2 separate regions of the Homo sapiens genome follow, and region 2 is linked to region 1. A link is a loop called in an ENCODE intact Hi-C map of the cell type or tissue named here. Cell type or tissue: HCT116. All regions are shown on one strand.

The links. Hi-C counts contacts between places; a loop is a spot of excess contacts. Peaks named below come from ENCODE experiments on the same cell type or tissue, not always from the same donor. Only the 100,000 strongest peaks of a DNase experiment are listed, where the experiment ranks them.
Region 2: a loop joins it to region 1, with 19 times the contacts of the local background. A loop is called at or near these places in 2 of 110 quality-filtered maps.

The regions. Positions count from the first base shown.
Region 1 is chr5:121,867,360-121,875,359 of GRCh38, reverse strand. All of the region lies in intron 3 of LOC105379149 (a long non-coding RNA gene), which reads right to left. LOC105379148 (a long non-coding RNA gene) reads left to right here and starts at 2,820. Exons shown (of 3, transcript XR_001742863.2): 1 at 2,820-3,055; 2 at 7,506-7,618; 3 at 7,785-8,000. In HCT116, a CTCF peak has its summit at 4,639 (motif pointing right); a DNase peak (open chromatin) is centred at 4,679.
Region 2 is chr5:120,652,023-120,660,022 of GRCh38, reverse strand. All of the region lies in intron 1 of PRR16 (proline rich 16), which reads right to left. It also overlaps the pseudogene PRELID3BP8. Among named protein-coding and RNA genes, the nearest start is that of PRR16, 190 kb to the right of the region's middle. In HCT116, a CTCF peak has its summit at 3,990 (motif pointing left); a DNase peak (open chromatin) is centred at 3,972.

The DNA.
Region 1 (8,000 bases):
GCTGCAATCTGCCTATTGTAGTTTAATATTTTTTTGTAAGCATAAATTAATAATATTTTGTGTTTCTTATTGTTCACTTACAAGTTTAATACATATTTTCAAATATTCTTTCTTAAACAGTAGCATCGTAATATTTTAAATATATGCAGTTTTTAATAAAGAAATTTCTAACACCTGCCTTAAACAGTTCTCACCTTTTCAACCCAGTCACCCATGAATTTATCTGTTCTTTGTTTTTTCTTAAAAGATGAGTGGCTAACATATCAGGACAAGATAATATTTAAAGATATTTTCAGTTAAAATAGTCAATAAATCTGTGACTCTTTAGTATATTGTTTGGCTGTACTTCTGTTGTGATGGGCATCTTGTTATACACATGTGAGTGCTTAACTTAATAAATTATAGCTGTTTATCTTAATTCAGCTCAACTGTGATGCCAATTAGGTAAAAATGATTCATTTTAACATCATGTAAATGAGGCATTTTTGCAGAGGCAATTTTTCTCCATCCATCAAGTACATATCCCCTCTCAACTACTTTGTAGGTTCTAATATGTGTTTCCCGTCATAATGGAAAATTAGTATCAGGTAGGGTGAACATTTTAGCATAATCTATCACGACTGGCTAATTTTTGTATTTTTGTAGAGACAGGCTGTCACCATGTTGGCCAGGCTGGTCTTGAAATCCTGACCTCAGGTGATCCCCCTACCTTGGCCTTCCAAAGTGCTGGCATTACAGGTGTGAACCACTGTGCTCAGCCAGGAATATTTTTTAAAGGCAGCTTAGAATTGCTTTTTTTCCCCTCTAATGATAGTCCTGCAATATCATCTTAGCTCTTGGACTATCATGTATCAGTGAGACGGTAGAATTGTCAGGTTATAAGAATCTAGATAAAAAAGTAAATAACAACAATGCCATTTTCAGTTTATTTTATTTTAATTAATATTTACAAGAATAATTATCTGGTGCCTTGGACCAGAACTCAGTTTCCTGTGCAATATATTTCGGAAATATACCATCAAAACAAGTAATAATATTGAATTGGCAGGGGTTAAAAGACAGTGCATATACTGTCATAGGAAGCTAGGAGGTTAAAGTGGCCACAGATGTTAAATATAATGTGTTTTATGACTGGACTTTTTTGAAAGCAATGGAGCACTCTTAATCTGGGCTTAGCTCTATTACTTTCAATAAAAAACTCCTAATATAAATGTGCTGGATCAATCAATATTCAATTGAAAGCAGTACTGTAGTATGCAGAACATTTTCTCTCAAATCTTTGCTTCCAATGAATCAGCACATGATAGAATGCACTATTGATCACAATTAAAAAGTTATTAAGTAGACAGTGTGAGTATATAAAAGTCTATTTAAAAATATTAATATAACCAAATATCAAAAATGCTAATATTTGAAATGGAAAGGTATATATTAGGAAGTACCTCAAAATATAGCTTACTGAAATACACAACTCTTTTTCACAGAGGGTATAATATAGAGGTGTTATCATAGGAAGAAAGAAATCTAGGATTGGTATGAAAACAATAGTTTCAAGAAAAATCATGTTAAGTGCCTATTACAGCTCAACATTGTGCTAATATTGTTCAAATTATAATTTGTAAAGGGTAGGGATAGGGACATAACAGAAAATATAATGGATTTTTCAAACAATTGTCCCTAGAGGATTGTATCAGTAACTGAGGGAAAGTAGCAGATAGCAGTGATCTCAAAATAGTTACCACATAATCCCAGCCACCTGTTATTTTGAGATTCTTGAAGTCCCTGACCTGCATTAACTTACAAAGTATAGCATGAGGTAACAGTTTGTGAAGACTTAGATTAAGGGGCTGGATGCCCAAGCAGCTAATCGATAAGTATTGTGTGACTCCTTACACATATTTCCTAATGACATGGTCAGCCTCTACAATCAAAAATTTCAAAATAAAAACCACTCTCCACCATCACCTACCTAAACAAGTGATACACACACACAGGCACAGAGGACAATTGTAGACTGTGCTTACCAACTCAGAGCCAGTCAGCTGCTGATACTCTAAAATCAGCAATACTGGTAGCTGGATTTCAGAAAATAAATAATAAATGGAGGAATACAGCTTACCAGAAAAGAGTATTTTCTTTTATGAAAAGTTTAAGCGCTTTAATATGCCTCCCCCAAAATTGCTTATTTAGGATATTGCATAAAAAATTCTAGCAAGAACAAAACCATAGACAGATTGGAAATGCCTTGCTGTTGTGAAAGCCAGGAAAAAAGTACACACATATTTTGAAAAGGAATTTGGAACTATTTTCTTGCATGTTATGTCTTTTTTAATGTGAGTAATGTGATCCAGTTATGACTGAAGAGAAAAATGTGAAATGAAAGACAATCTTGAGTTCAAACAATAGGCATGCGATAAATTCTTCAGTCTAAACATAATAAAAAAAGTGTATACTTTTATGAACAGAAAAAAATCAGATTGCCTCTCTCCAAGGTAAATGCTAATTTCATATTTAAAAGCTATACATTTGATGAAATCCTAGGTTTTTAGCCTGCTTGAGGTGTCTTTATTTGCTCCAAGTTATTGACATGGAATAAAATAAAGTATAATATGGCCTAGGATGGTCATTAGGACTTCTAATGGATCAGGAAGGATAGAAGGATATGCTGAGAATTGAGTTGATTCTTAAAGTTTAGAAATTGAATTAGAAAAAAAAATGGGAGGGAGGAGGGGAATGCAGATTTATTTTCTGAGACATTATGTATTTGTAAAATGCTTCTGTTTTAATTAACTAGATATCGAAGGCAAAAAAATCACATATGTGGTTGAAAAACAACACAATCTCACATTTCCAAAATAGTCAGTTTGTATTTTTACTTTTTGAAGTATCATACAGTCAGAAGAGAAACTAGGGGATATCTCTTTTATTTCTTTAGCTCCTTCAAAAAGACCTTTGGTCACTTTGATGGTTAAGCTGTTTGAATGCTGCAGAACCTTGACTCACCACGTTTACTGGAGGAGCCACGAATCCATGATGAGGAAGGCAAGTTGCCTTTGTAAGTCAAAGATGCTCATAAGTTATTTTCATTATAGATTAATGAGCTGTGAAGATTCAAATCTCTCGAAGAGTTGGATGTATTGTGGTCTGTGTACTATGGTGCAGATGGGAAGTTACAAGTTGTTTCAGAGCTTTAGCCATTTAGAGGAAATCAATTCAGACTATAAAAATACCATTTAAGTCTTCTTCTAAGTGGATATTTTGTGGGCATCAATGCAGAACAGTATTATTTCTTTTACAGATATTATGAATGATGAGTATTTCATACTCTGATTTATTTTGAGATTTGGGAGGATGTCAAATTAAATAATATCCATTTACAATAATTATAATAATAATCTTTCTTGTTCACCATATCCCACTTGCCATAGACCAGTCACTGTGATAAATGCCTTACACACCTTAATTTAGTGCTTTTTAGAACTCTGTGAGGCAAATGAGAAAACCAAGGCAAGAGAAGCTTAATAACTGACCAAAAGTCATACAACTGATAAGTGGGAAAGTCAGAATTCAAACCCATACCCGTTTAATGAAAACCCGAATTTTTATTCCCTCCTCCATTAACTAAATGTAATTACCTTCCCCAAATCACATGAGTGCTGTGTTAGTCAAGAAGGTTTACTGCACATAACAGCTTAATAAAAGAAAAATGTGTTGGAAGATACAGTGGGTGTTCACAGAATTTTTTAAAAAAGACCTAAAGAAACCATAGCTGTTTTTGAGGACAGGGATTAGAACAAGGATCTGGAATAAAATCAGATCTGTTTTTCTTATTTCCTATATTGCGGTAGATGCAGAAATTTTATATGTATTATTTTATGTCTTCAAAAATTCTCTGGATAAGCATCCACTATTTCTTGTCACAGCTGTGATAACTAAGGCATGGGAAGTGAATTGATTTGTCCAAGATAGGTGGCTAATCAGTTGCAGAGGAAAGACTGGCGCTCAGCTTTCTTAGGCATGTATTCTGTTTCTGCTAACTTATTGTGTTATATAAAGCCAAACTGTATCAGCATTCCTATAAGTGTTACTTTTCTTATTTAAGTAAACAGGCAGGTTAATGGAGATATTAATATACATACATATTTTTGAGACGGAGTCTCACTCTGTCACCCAGGCTGGAGTGGATATTAATATTTTTTAAGGAGAAAACCAGTTTGATATTTGAGATTCTTATATGCCTCCTATATATATATATTAAATATATGTATTTAATATTGACAATATAAAACTCAAGAACAATATATTGGCAAACAATCTATATCTTAAACGTGTTCAGCATTATGTGATAGCAGCAAATGAAAGTTTATCTTTACTAACATGGATTTCATTAATTCTCTGTAGAATAAAGATTTCACTAAAATGCCTTTCTAATACACTGACTTTGGAATACAACATTTGGTCCATAGCAGATGCACAATGAGAAAAGGCTTTTTTGATAAAAATTATTCAGTGTTCTTTTATTAGCCATACCTTTTGTAGACATGCTAATAAAGGTAAAGCTGTTGATTAATTTCTGTGATATCAAGAACATTTTTTTTGCATTTTACTGTGTAAATGATTTCAAATACGTTTCCAAATTAGATACCTTATCCACAAGATGGTGTCCTAACATTAGCAACCAACTGGTTGCGCTTGTAAATGGAATCAACTTTACTTGGAAAAAATGTTTTTCAAGTTGAAAATGCCAAGTGCCCATGCATAAACATAATTACTCCTCAGCCTGTAGTTTTGTGCAAAATGTACTTGGGATAATGCATTGTTCAACTCAATTTGATTAACTCTCTTTGTTGTAGATTTGTATTTATTTATGTTAATGCTACAGTGGAATACTCAGTTCATTAACTTCTAATTTTGCTAAAACAGGAAAACTGTTTTCTTTGCAAATCACAACACATTTTCCAATGACAAAATACAAAATAGCTGAACTTTGTGATACATATATATATATATATATATATATATATATATATATATATATATATATATTTTATCGTATGTCAGCAGAAACACATTTAAGAATGTTAGATTTGTATCATGTATTAAAAATGTCCATAATGGTTTGTTGGTGAAATCAGGGATGGTAGTATCTAGCTATTCTTGCACCTGACTACATTTAAAATCTGAATATGGAACGTTGTATGTAGCTTTCCGAATTGAACATCATTGTTTTCTGTTTTTAAACCAATATTTATTCCCTGGATTCAGGAAATCGTTAGTTATAATTCTTACTGGCTATCCCTAATTTTTGAACATATTTAGTGGCATCACAATATCAATTCTGGGGGAAAAGAGGTTGGATACTTTTTATTGCTTCTAGGAGAGTCTGAATAACAAAAGAAATTGTTTTAGATAAATTTAAGTATATCAGTCATAAATTCTAGCTCCATTTAAAAAAAACTTAAAAAATATTTTATTAACTTAAAAAAAAGCTAGACTTGCCTTACAATTAATTGTAGTACTTTCGATTTTAAAAAAGAGTTTTCCATTTTTATGTTATCATCACTTCTACCAGTCTGTGAGTTTCTAAAATGAGTGGTTTTTCATTTTGTGTTTTCTGTTTTGGTGATCAAGTAGCACTTAAAACATTTTTTTTATAATGATACAATTTATGTATTTATTTGTCTATTTGACAAATAATTATATATATTTATCGTTTACAACATGATGTTTTGAAATATGAATACATTGTGGAATGGTTATATCAAGCTAATTAACATATCCATTATCTCACATGCTTATTTTTTTGTGGTGACACTTAAAATCTATTCTGTTAGCAATTTTTAAGTATGCAAATACATTGTTATTAAATATATTCACCATGTGTACAGTACATCTCTTCAACCTATTCTTTCTAACTGATATTTTGTATTCTTTGACCAACATATCCACAACCCCTGGCAACTACCATTCTGTTCTCTGTTTCTATGAGTTTGATTTTTTCAGATTCCACATCCATATGAGATCATGCAGTATTTGTCTTTCTGTGCCTAGCTTATTTCATTTAACATAGTATACTTCAGGTTCACAAATCACAAAATTTCCTTATTTTTTAAAGGCTGAATAATAGTCCATTGTGTATATATACCACATTTTAAAAATCCATTTACTGTTGATGGACATTTACATTAATTCCATAACTTGGCTATTGTCAATAATGCTGCAATTAACATGGGAGTGCAGATATCTTGTCAACATACTGACTTGATTTTTTTATATATGTATAACCAGAAGTGAGATTGCTAGATCATATGATAGTTCTATTTTAATTTTCTTTTGAGGAGCATCCATACTGTTTCTTGATATGCTGCACCATTTTACATTCCCACCAACAGTGGACAAAGGTTCTCTTTTTTCCACATCCTCACCAACACTTGTTATTTTTTGTCCTTTTGATTATAGCTATTCTAACAGATGTGAGGTGATACCACATTGCAGTTTTACTTTGTATTTCTCTGATAAGTAGTGATGTTGAACATTTTTTCATATATCTGTTGGCCATTTGCATGTCTTCTTTTGAGAAATGTCTATTTAGGTTCTTTGTCCATTTAAAAACTTGGGTTATTTATTTTCTTGCAATTGTGTTTTTTGAGTTCCTTATATACTTTGAATATTAACCTCTTACATGTATGGTTTACAAATACTTTCTCCCATTCTATGGGTTCCCTGTTGACTCTGTTGATTGTTTTCTTCGCTGTGAAGAAGATTTTTAGCCTGATGTAGTCTCATTTGTCTGGTTTTGCTTTTGTTGCCTGTGCTTTTAGGGTTATATCCAAAAAAATCTTTGCTGGATCGATTTTGGGGACCTCTCTAGACTTTCATCTTGAAAAAGAAAGTTTTCATTAAGTCATTTGTTTATGTATAGGACAAGAAAGAAATATATCACAATGACTTATATAGAATTATTTCATAAGTTATTCTTATTAATGGTACAAATGTGAATATTATAGGATTTTAGAAACAAATCTGGCAATATCTATGAAAATAAAATATACATATTTTTGAACCTATTATTATTTTTGGAAACCTACAGAAATGAAACTACCAGTCCATAGGGGCATATATACAATGATATTTACTCCAGCATTGTTCATGGGGGCCAAAACGAACACAAAACAAAACAGTAATCAAGATGAATGCCCAGCAAAAGATGAATGACTACATTATGATATGTCAACATCATGGAGTATTATGTAGCTACTCAAAGAATAAACTAAAGTTATAAAATGGTACAAGTTGTGTTGAAGGAATTTATACTATGTGCTATTGAATGGTAAAACTAAGAAATGTATAATATCCCATTAACAAAAACCAAAATCTTATATATTTATAACACTTTTATTCATGTATATGCCTACATACGTTTGTGTATGTGATTAAACTGTTATAGAAGGAAGCACGGAAGAATTCTTTTTTTTTTTTTTTTTAACATGGGGTCCTTGTTGAAGACTCTCACAGTCAGACTCCCTGGAAAGCGGTTCTGAGACAGAGATTGGCATTCAAGGAGTGAATGGGGGAGTGGCAGAGGGCTCCTTGTGTCAACCACTGAAGGGAAATGAAGGTAGGTCAAGCTTAGGGAGGGGTTGGGTTGTGATGAAGTCACAGCAAAAACTGGTTCCAGAAGGCCCTCTGGAGCTGAAATATCCCTGATATCCCCGCATGGTTTTTCCAAATAGGAGCAAGGGAGCTTTGTTTCCTGACATTCTCTGTATGCTTTCCCCTTCCAGCCCTCAGCACTGACTAGTCATTGGCTGTGGACTGCCCCAGGAAGGAGGTAAGATGTCATACCCGCAGCTCTCTTCAGCTGAGGGTGAAACTTGGAAGGAAGGATTCGCCTGTGAGCCATCAACTGTCAGCATTCCCAGAAGCTGAGAAGTAAGTTCTTTAGTCCTGAAAAGGGTAAGGAAATCTAGTTGGAATACCATAGTGTCTTCTAAAGGACT
Region 2 (8,000 bases), 1.2 Mb after region 1:
GAGGAAGAGTGATCTGAACTACAGAATGCATGGCAGTGCCTGTGTAGTGAGAAGTACTGGGGCTCTGGGTTGGAGGACATGCATATTATCTCAGGTACTTCAGCAACCTGCTCAGTAGCCAAAATGTGAAGGTGTTTCAGCTATAACATCTGTCACTCTTTTTAAGCATCAAGTGATCTGGCTCAATGGTACATTCTCAAACCACTGCAAGTTAAGCCAACCTTCCCTCAGATGACTGTCTCTTTTTGATCCAAGAATGTCAACTTAGCCAAGCTGCCGTTCAAGTATAAATACAAGAGACAAGATAGTTTCAAACCTCATGTTCTCAAGGAATATAAAAAAGACCAAAATTTACCAACCCAGAAGATGAAAGAAAAAGCTATGTTGAAAGGATTAAATCAATATTAATCTACTGTATATTTCAAAATAGCTATAAATGCAATATTCCTAGCATAAAGAAAAGATAAATGTTTGAGATGATAGATATCCCAATTACCTGCCTTGATCATTATATATCACATGAATGTATCAAAATATCACATGTACCCTGAAAATATGTACAAGTATTATATATCAATGAAAACATATTCAGTGGGTAGGTCTATACATTCTGAAGGAGAAAATATATTACATTTTATATTTGACATTTAAAAATTGCCAAATTATCCAATTACAGAGAAAACAAACAGAAACTCTCAAGGAACCAAGAAAACACAGACTACAGATATCTTGAATGCTTCTTTAAAAAATAATGGAATTGACAATGAAATCTAGCCAACAAAGAAATAGAATAAAAATAAAGGATGGTCTTTGAAAAACCACAACTACTAGGTCCTGGAATCAAATTGGTTCACCTTTGAACTTTTATTTTGTGGGGCCAGTGCTTTTGATAATTGTGTACATCCAATGAACCCTTTGAGCATTTTAAAGTATGGTTCATGAAAGACTTGGAATCAAACTAATATAACATATGAGACCTTAAAAGAACTATGATGGGGGGTCGCAGGTGAGAGAGAAAGAGAAAACCCACACTGAACTGCTGAAAGAACCCTGATTGTGACCAGAGGGAAGAATAAGAAGTTGGCAAGGACTGGGGAGGGCAGGAGGGAGAGAGAGATGAAGAAATAAAAAAAGAAGGAAATACTACTTCTTTAGACTTTTAGATGAACAAGTGCAAGATAATTTGATTTCAGACTATATTTCTGGATTTCACCTTTAAAAAGTGTTAATTTTTAAATATGATTTCACTCTCATATAATTAGAAAAATGGGAGCAGATTTATTTACGTAGGGACTCCTACTGCTGGCATTTTATTATTGGAGTTCCTTATATAAATTTTATCTTTATGTCTTGGAGTTCCATATGCATATGTATTGTTGTAGTATCTTATTTTTGTCTTTCATCAAATTTCAAAGCTTCTACTAGACAGTGAGATTGGAAATAATACAGGATCAGAAAGAGATTAGCAAGTAAATTTTTAGACTTGAATACAGAGAGCCTTCAGAATTTATTTAATTATATTATTTGGAACAATTTCAGGGCTTTATGGGGAAAGTGAAATAGTGAACACGAGTATTTCCGATTTGCTTAATGTTTCCCTAGTGCTGTCTGGACATCGTACAAGTGTTGGTTCCATGAAGAACAAGAGAATTCAGAGCTTTTTTTTTTTTTTCCCCCACTCATGGGAAACTGTTACAACAGCTGCAGAAATATCGAAAACCTATAAACCTAAGTGAGGCTGGAGTTGATATACTGGGCAGACATACATGTCACACTGGAGAGTTACCCGACTGTGAGCTTCTCAGTACAATGTGAGGGATGCCTTCCATTGTGAAATCACATATTGTTGCAGAAAAAAAAAGTGCAAGAAAATTCTGTAGTTGTATTTGCAGAGGGAAAATTGAATTTAAATCTACTAATATTTCATTTTCAAACATGGGTCCAATAGTTAGAGCTCTCTGGGAACAACAACAACAACAACAACAACAACATCAAAACCCACAAAACCTCATCACCAGTATTCCCAGGAAGGTACTCAAAGAAACAATGGTTGGTATTGGGATAGCACGTTGGTGTTGGGATAGCATTAGAAAATGCCCTAAAGGAATGTCAATATCCTTCCCATATGGCGACAATCACACCCTTAGTAAAGTTCAGTTCTTAATGGTAAATTCCAAAAAATGAACAAAAAGCAGAAGGTGGGAGGCAATAGGTGGGGGAACATGCGTTCACATTCCTAATGCTTTCTTCCAAGTTGTCACATCCTCACTTCTTCTGTCCTTGGGAAGGCAGAATAAACAGGAGAGTTTGGAAAGAGCATACATAATTAAAGGTCTTCCTTTTCCCTTCCTCTGATGAATAAGTTATGTGAAGAGAAGCCACTTGTTTAGCTCCAGGTGCAGGGAATATTCATCTTGTGGGACTGAATGGGTAACTCTGGGATTCAGTATTTAGACTAAGATATCCTTGCAGAAAGTGGGTAGCATTCTGTTAAATGTCTAACAACCAGCTCTCCAGGGTAAAAAAATCCCCAATGTGTCATTTACCAATTTTCATAGTGCAAATATTCCCACACAATTTGATTTCAAGGCACCAACATGAGGTCACTGAACATGGAACTAGGAGAATGTGTAAATAATTAGCTTTCACAAGCCCCCTATGAGCTGGCTCAAGCACACCACTGCACAAGAGTCATTCTTCAAGCTGCCGTTTATCAGAAACTTAGGTGTTATCTCAGCTTCAATCTGCTTACTCTAAGTTTATCCTCAATTGGTTTAAAACCTGGGCTGGCAAGAGGCATGCTAATTGTTTGTCTCCCTTAAACACCAAAATACATGTAGATCATTTCTAATTTACCTTTAGAGCTCTATGAGCAAAACAGTAGCTGAACTATACTAAGAACTCAGCAAGTTAAAAGAAATAAATCAGTTTGATTTTGTGATGATTTTTCCATATATAAAAATAACTGAGGTGCAATCTTCTTTCGAACAATCTAAGCTCTTTAATTTAAAAAATCACGTGGCTCCTATAAAGTTAAATGCAGACATTTCTCATTCCAAAGCCCCAAGGAATAAAAATTCTAACCTCTTTTATTTTAACCTCAAATATTCCTACAAAAATCATTTGGATATGTTTTCTTCTTAAAGAAGCCTTCAATAAAAGGAACATTATTCTGTGCACAGACAGTTGGTAATCTCATAATAAACGTAGGTTGAATGAAATAAATTCCCAAACAGTTTACTACAGAAACATTAAGCACAAATATATCACTTATGTATGATACTAAGTCAATAATTGGCTGATTACTTAAATTGCTTATATTTGTTTATAATAGACACAAAAATTATAGAAGTGGCTATTTTTAAAACTGGTAAAAAGCTACTTTGGCAAGGTGTACATAAATATGTTAACTGAAATGTGTGCTTTTCATAGCATATTTTTTGTCACAACTAATTATACTGGATTTTAGATATTGGCATCATACTTATAACGATTTTTCCCTTATTCCAGAGTGTCTGGTAAGTACTTTAGTAATTTTTTTTTTTTTTTTTTTTTGAGAGTGATTACTACTGTTAGAATGGCTTTCTATTTTCTTTGGAGCTTAATGTGACATGATAGATTATGGAGGAAGATAACAGTTTTCACATGATAGCTACCACTTATCTTACATCCGTTAAGAAGAGAGGTGCTATAAGAAAAGAAGTAATTGAACCAAAGATAGGCAAAGATATTATAAGTTAGCTATACAAGCTAACTACTCAGTTGACTTCTTCCATGATTGCCTGAAGATAGTGTACTTGCAGAACTTCAGTCAGCAGAAATTAAAGCGCAGTAAAATCCTTTCATAATGTGGTAAGAAGGCTCAAAGACAGTCATTGGTGAAAAGGTGGTGATGATATTTTGAGAATAACGAAATGAACCAAGCAGTTAGGGGGTTTGGAATTCTGGGTCTGACTGTGTACTCCAAATCCAAGTCCCAGTTGGAATTTGGCACCACCTGGTGGCAACTGCATGCTCTGTCTAAAATATAAAACAGGTAAAAGGCTCGGTTCAGTAACTGGCTGGGGTTCCTGGACAGTGATAGTGATTCAAGGGATCTTCTGGTGGCTGGAACCTGTCTTATCATCCCTATCCAAGGAATTGGGAATGATGGATACCAAGAATATAACGACCTTTCCTAAATCCACCTAGATCTTCAAGAGGGTGTCTCACTTCTCTTCACATTTAGCCTTCTCATTTGACCACCTTCATTTGAAAATATGGGTTGCATTCAGAAAAAAAAAAACAAAAAAAAAAAGTCAATTGCTATCATCCAAATTCACATTACCATGAGTCATGTGATTGCATGGTTTTATTTTATTGTGTTCCATACTAGGGTGTTTTAATGTACAATCCCACAGACCATATCCGTGAGTTTTCATAAGACAAATTGAGTAAAGAAATATTTTGGGGGAAAATGAAGCACTAAATTTGGTTATCAGATATTGTCAAACTACTACTTCTAACACTTCCTCTCCTTCTTTTTACTTGTTTGTACAAATGCTTCTATATATGTCTATAATAATAGGTCCATCTCTTTTTATGCTTTATTTTGACGCTAAACTATTAGGGACCATAAAAACCTCTTTTTTTTTAAAAAAAAAAAAAAGGTCAATTATTGATTTGAAGATAAATCATCCATTGAAAATTCTTGCTAACATTATACATTTCTTTTTAGTAATTTGTACAGGTAAATTTTATAGACTTAATGTCTATCAGCTAATATACACAATCACCAAGAGAAAATAAGCATTCATTATTAAGTATTGTATTATTAAATATTTATCATTACCACAGGCCTGAGTTAACATAAAAAATAAGTGAGCAGAGGGATGGGTGGAGACTGGAAATCAGAAATATCATTTTATTTCTCTTTTTCTTTTCAGTAGCTAGTATATATTCTGGCAGGTAATATATGATCAATAATTATGATTGGTGTACATGAGATAAAGAATGCATATATGAATACTTCAGTAAGTATATATTGAGCATCATTTGTTTTTGTTTTGAGATGTGTTTATATATTATGTTTTTGATCGTTCTCCCTTCTCTAATCCTTCCCTCTCTCTTTCTGATAATCTCTAATAGTTGGGTAATGGATGTCCTGGGTTGTTCCTACAATGTTTTTATCTTTTTTTCCCTCATTTTTTCTATTTCTGTCTTGTACTGTTTAGGGCTTTTACCATTCAACTCTTTTACTGAAGTTTTAAACATGGTCATAATATGTTTACATATGAGGACCCTTTCTTATTTTTATTACATATTTTCATAGAATCATATTCTTTTTAAGGGATGTAGTATATTCTCTCTCACTCTGAAATTATTCATAATATTTGAGGTTTACCTTTTCTCTCTGTTGTGTATCTTTCAAATTCCTTCTTATTTTTCCCCTCCTGAATCAATGGAGATGGAAGATAATTTGAGATTTTTTTTAGCTTTTCAATGTATCTCTGAATTTAATTTTTGTTGGAGGTGATATTTATATTTAACCAAGTTAAAAAAAAAAGACACTTTTTGTGGCAACTCTTATGTGTCAAGTAGTTTGTTATATACTAGGGAAAAAAAGGCCATTAAATTTTGTCTTCTCCTAGTAAGTCCATTATCTAGTTTCCTATGCAAAGAAGCAAAGGTTACATGGGGGTAGAAACAAAAAAATTAGGATTAGATTCAATACTCAAAATAAAAGGAGCTTGAATGAGTTAGAAGTCTCTTATTCTCATGTAAAGTAGGTAGTCCAGTGCATATTCAATTTGCGTCTTCTAACTTGTGGTCCAAGATGACTTGCAGCCATCATGTCTGCATTCCAAGCAGCAAAAAAGGGAGAAGGGGCAGCAAATCAAACACACCTCCTCAGAGGATATTTCCTGAAAGTTGTTCACATCACTTAAACTCTATTGGCTGGGTCTACATTATCTGTCACATCTACTAGTTACAAAAGAGTTTGAGAAATGTAGGTTTTTGGGACAGGGTGGTCATTTGCCTAGCTACCTTTTGGATATTACTTTATTGAAGAAGAATCAGTAATTTGTTAAGGGACAATTAACAGTCTGTGCCATAGTCTTGTTTAGGAGTTTAGATTTTTATCCAGATAGTGAGGAGGGGTCATGAAAGAGGTTTAAGCTAAGGCATTACTCACTTTTAAAAGGTCATTTTGATGTGTGCAGGCAGGTCATCATGAGAGGCACATAAACATGAGGTGTATGGCACAAGAGGGCTGCCCATCAGGGACTGGAGAAATGCATCACTTCTAGTGAGAATAAATGACTGCATTAACTTTGTTCTATTTTTTTTTAATGTGAAGCATTGTACAGTTGATTTATAATTATTTACAGAAGTACACTCACCATAAACCTAGGCCTAAGTCAAATAAATGGTAATCAGTGCTCTTGACTGCAGATATCCCTTCCTACCTCTGATTAAGATTTATCTCTTTATTTCTAGAATACCTTTGTTTTTCTAAGGATGTGTATTGTGATTTTTTTAAAAACAGACATGGTAAAAATTTAAATAATGCAAAAAAGATATACCAATATAACACTTATTATTATACTTATGGGTTAATACTATACTGTTTCTTAATTTTAAAAAATCATTTTACACAAAATGCATTTTGGTGTTTAATGCTTAATAACCCTTTATAATGTATATAATCCAAATGCCAGTGAAAAAATACTTTTTTTTTTTACTTTTATTGAATTATATATACAGACAAATATAAAAATCATAATTATAGCTCAACTGTTTTTTTTCCAAGGTGAACATCCATGGGACCAACATAGAGACCAAGAATCTGAATACCACAGGCCCTCCCAGAAAACACCTTGTGCTCCTTCCACAGTCACTTTCCTCTCCCAAGTGAAACCATTTTTCTTGATTTATAATAGCATGAATTAATTTTGCCTATCCTTGAACTTTATCTAAATAGATTAATATCTCATACACACTCTTATGTCTAGATTACTCGGCTGCATTTTAGGTGAATGATGAAATATATCTGCACTGTTATTTTAAATAATCTTTTTATTTTAGAACATTTTTAGATTTACTGAATTGTTGAGAAAATAGTCCAGAGAGTTAACATACACCCTTCACTCAGTTTCCCCTATTTTTAGCATCTTACATTAGTATGGTACTTTTTTACAATTAATAAACCAATATAAATATATTAATATTATTATTATCTAATGCCCATACTTCACTGAGATGGCCTCAGTCTTCACCTAATGTCCCTTTTCTGTTGCACGATCCCATTGAAGATACTGTATGTATCATGTCTCCTTAGGCTCTCTCAATTTCTCAGATATTCCTTGTTTTTCATGACCTTAGCAGTTTTGAGGATTATTAGTCAGGCATTTTGTTGAATGTCATTCAGTTGGGGTTTGTCTATACTTTTCTTATGGTTAGACTAAGGAAATGTGTTTTTGAGAAGACCACAGAGGGAAAACGCCATTCTTAACACATCACATCAATAATACTTACTAAAAATATGATTTATTACATTGATATTAAGCTGGTCCACTTGCCTTCAGGTAGTATTTGTCAGTTTCTCCAATATAAAGTTCTCTTATTTTTCCTCTATCTTTCCCTACTGTACTTTTTGGAAGAAAGTAATACATACTAAAAGTAACAAGCTTATATGACTCCAAAGTATATCATGACTGCTATACTATACAGAAACCTACAGGAAACAAACATTTACCACAGGTCCAATTCATGATGTCCATGTAGAATATCAATAAACAAAAAAAACATAGACACCATTGCAAATATTTCTTTTCCATAGAATCATCTAAATCGATGATCAAAACAGTTGACTTGATCTTTATATTAATGTACATCCATAGAAACAGTCATAAATGAAGTCTACACAAAACCAAGTGAAAGAACTTGAAAGTATAAAAATAATCCAGGTATAAAAATCATTTGACTTACAAGGGACGTGAAAGACCTCTTCAAGGAGA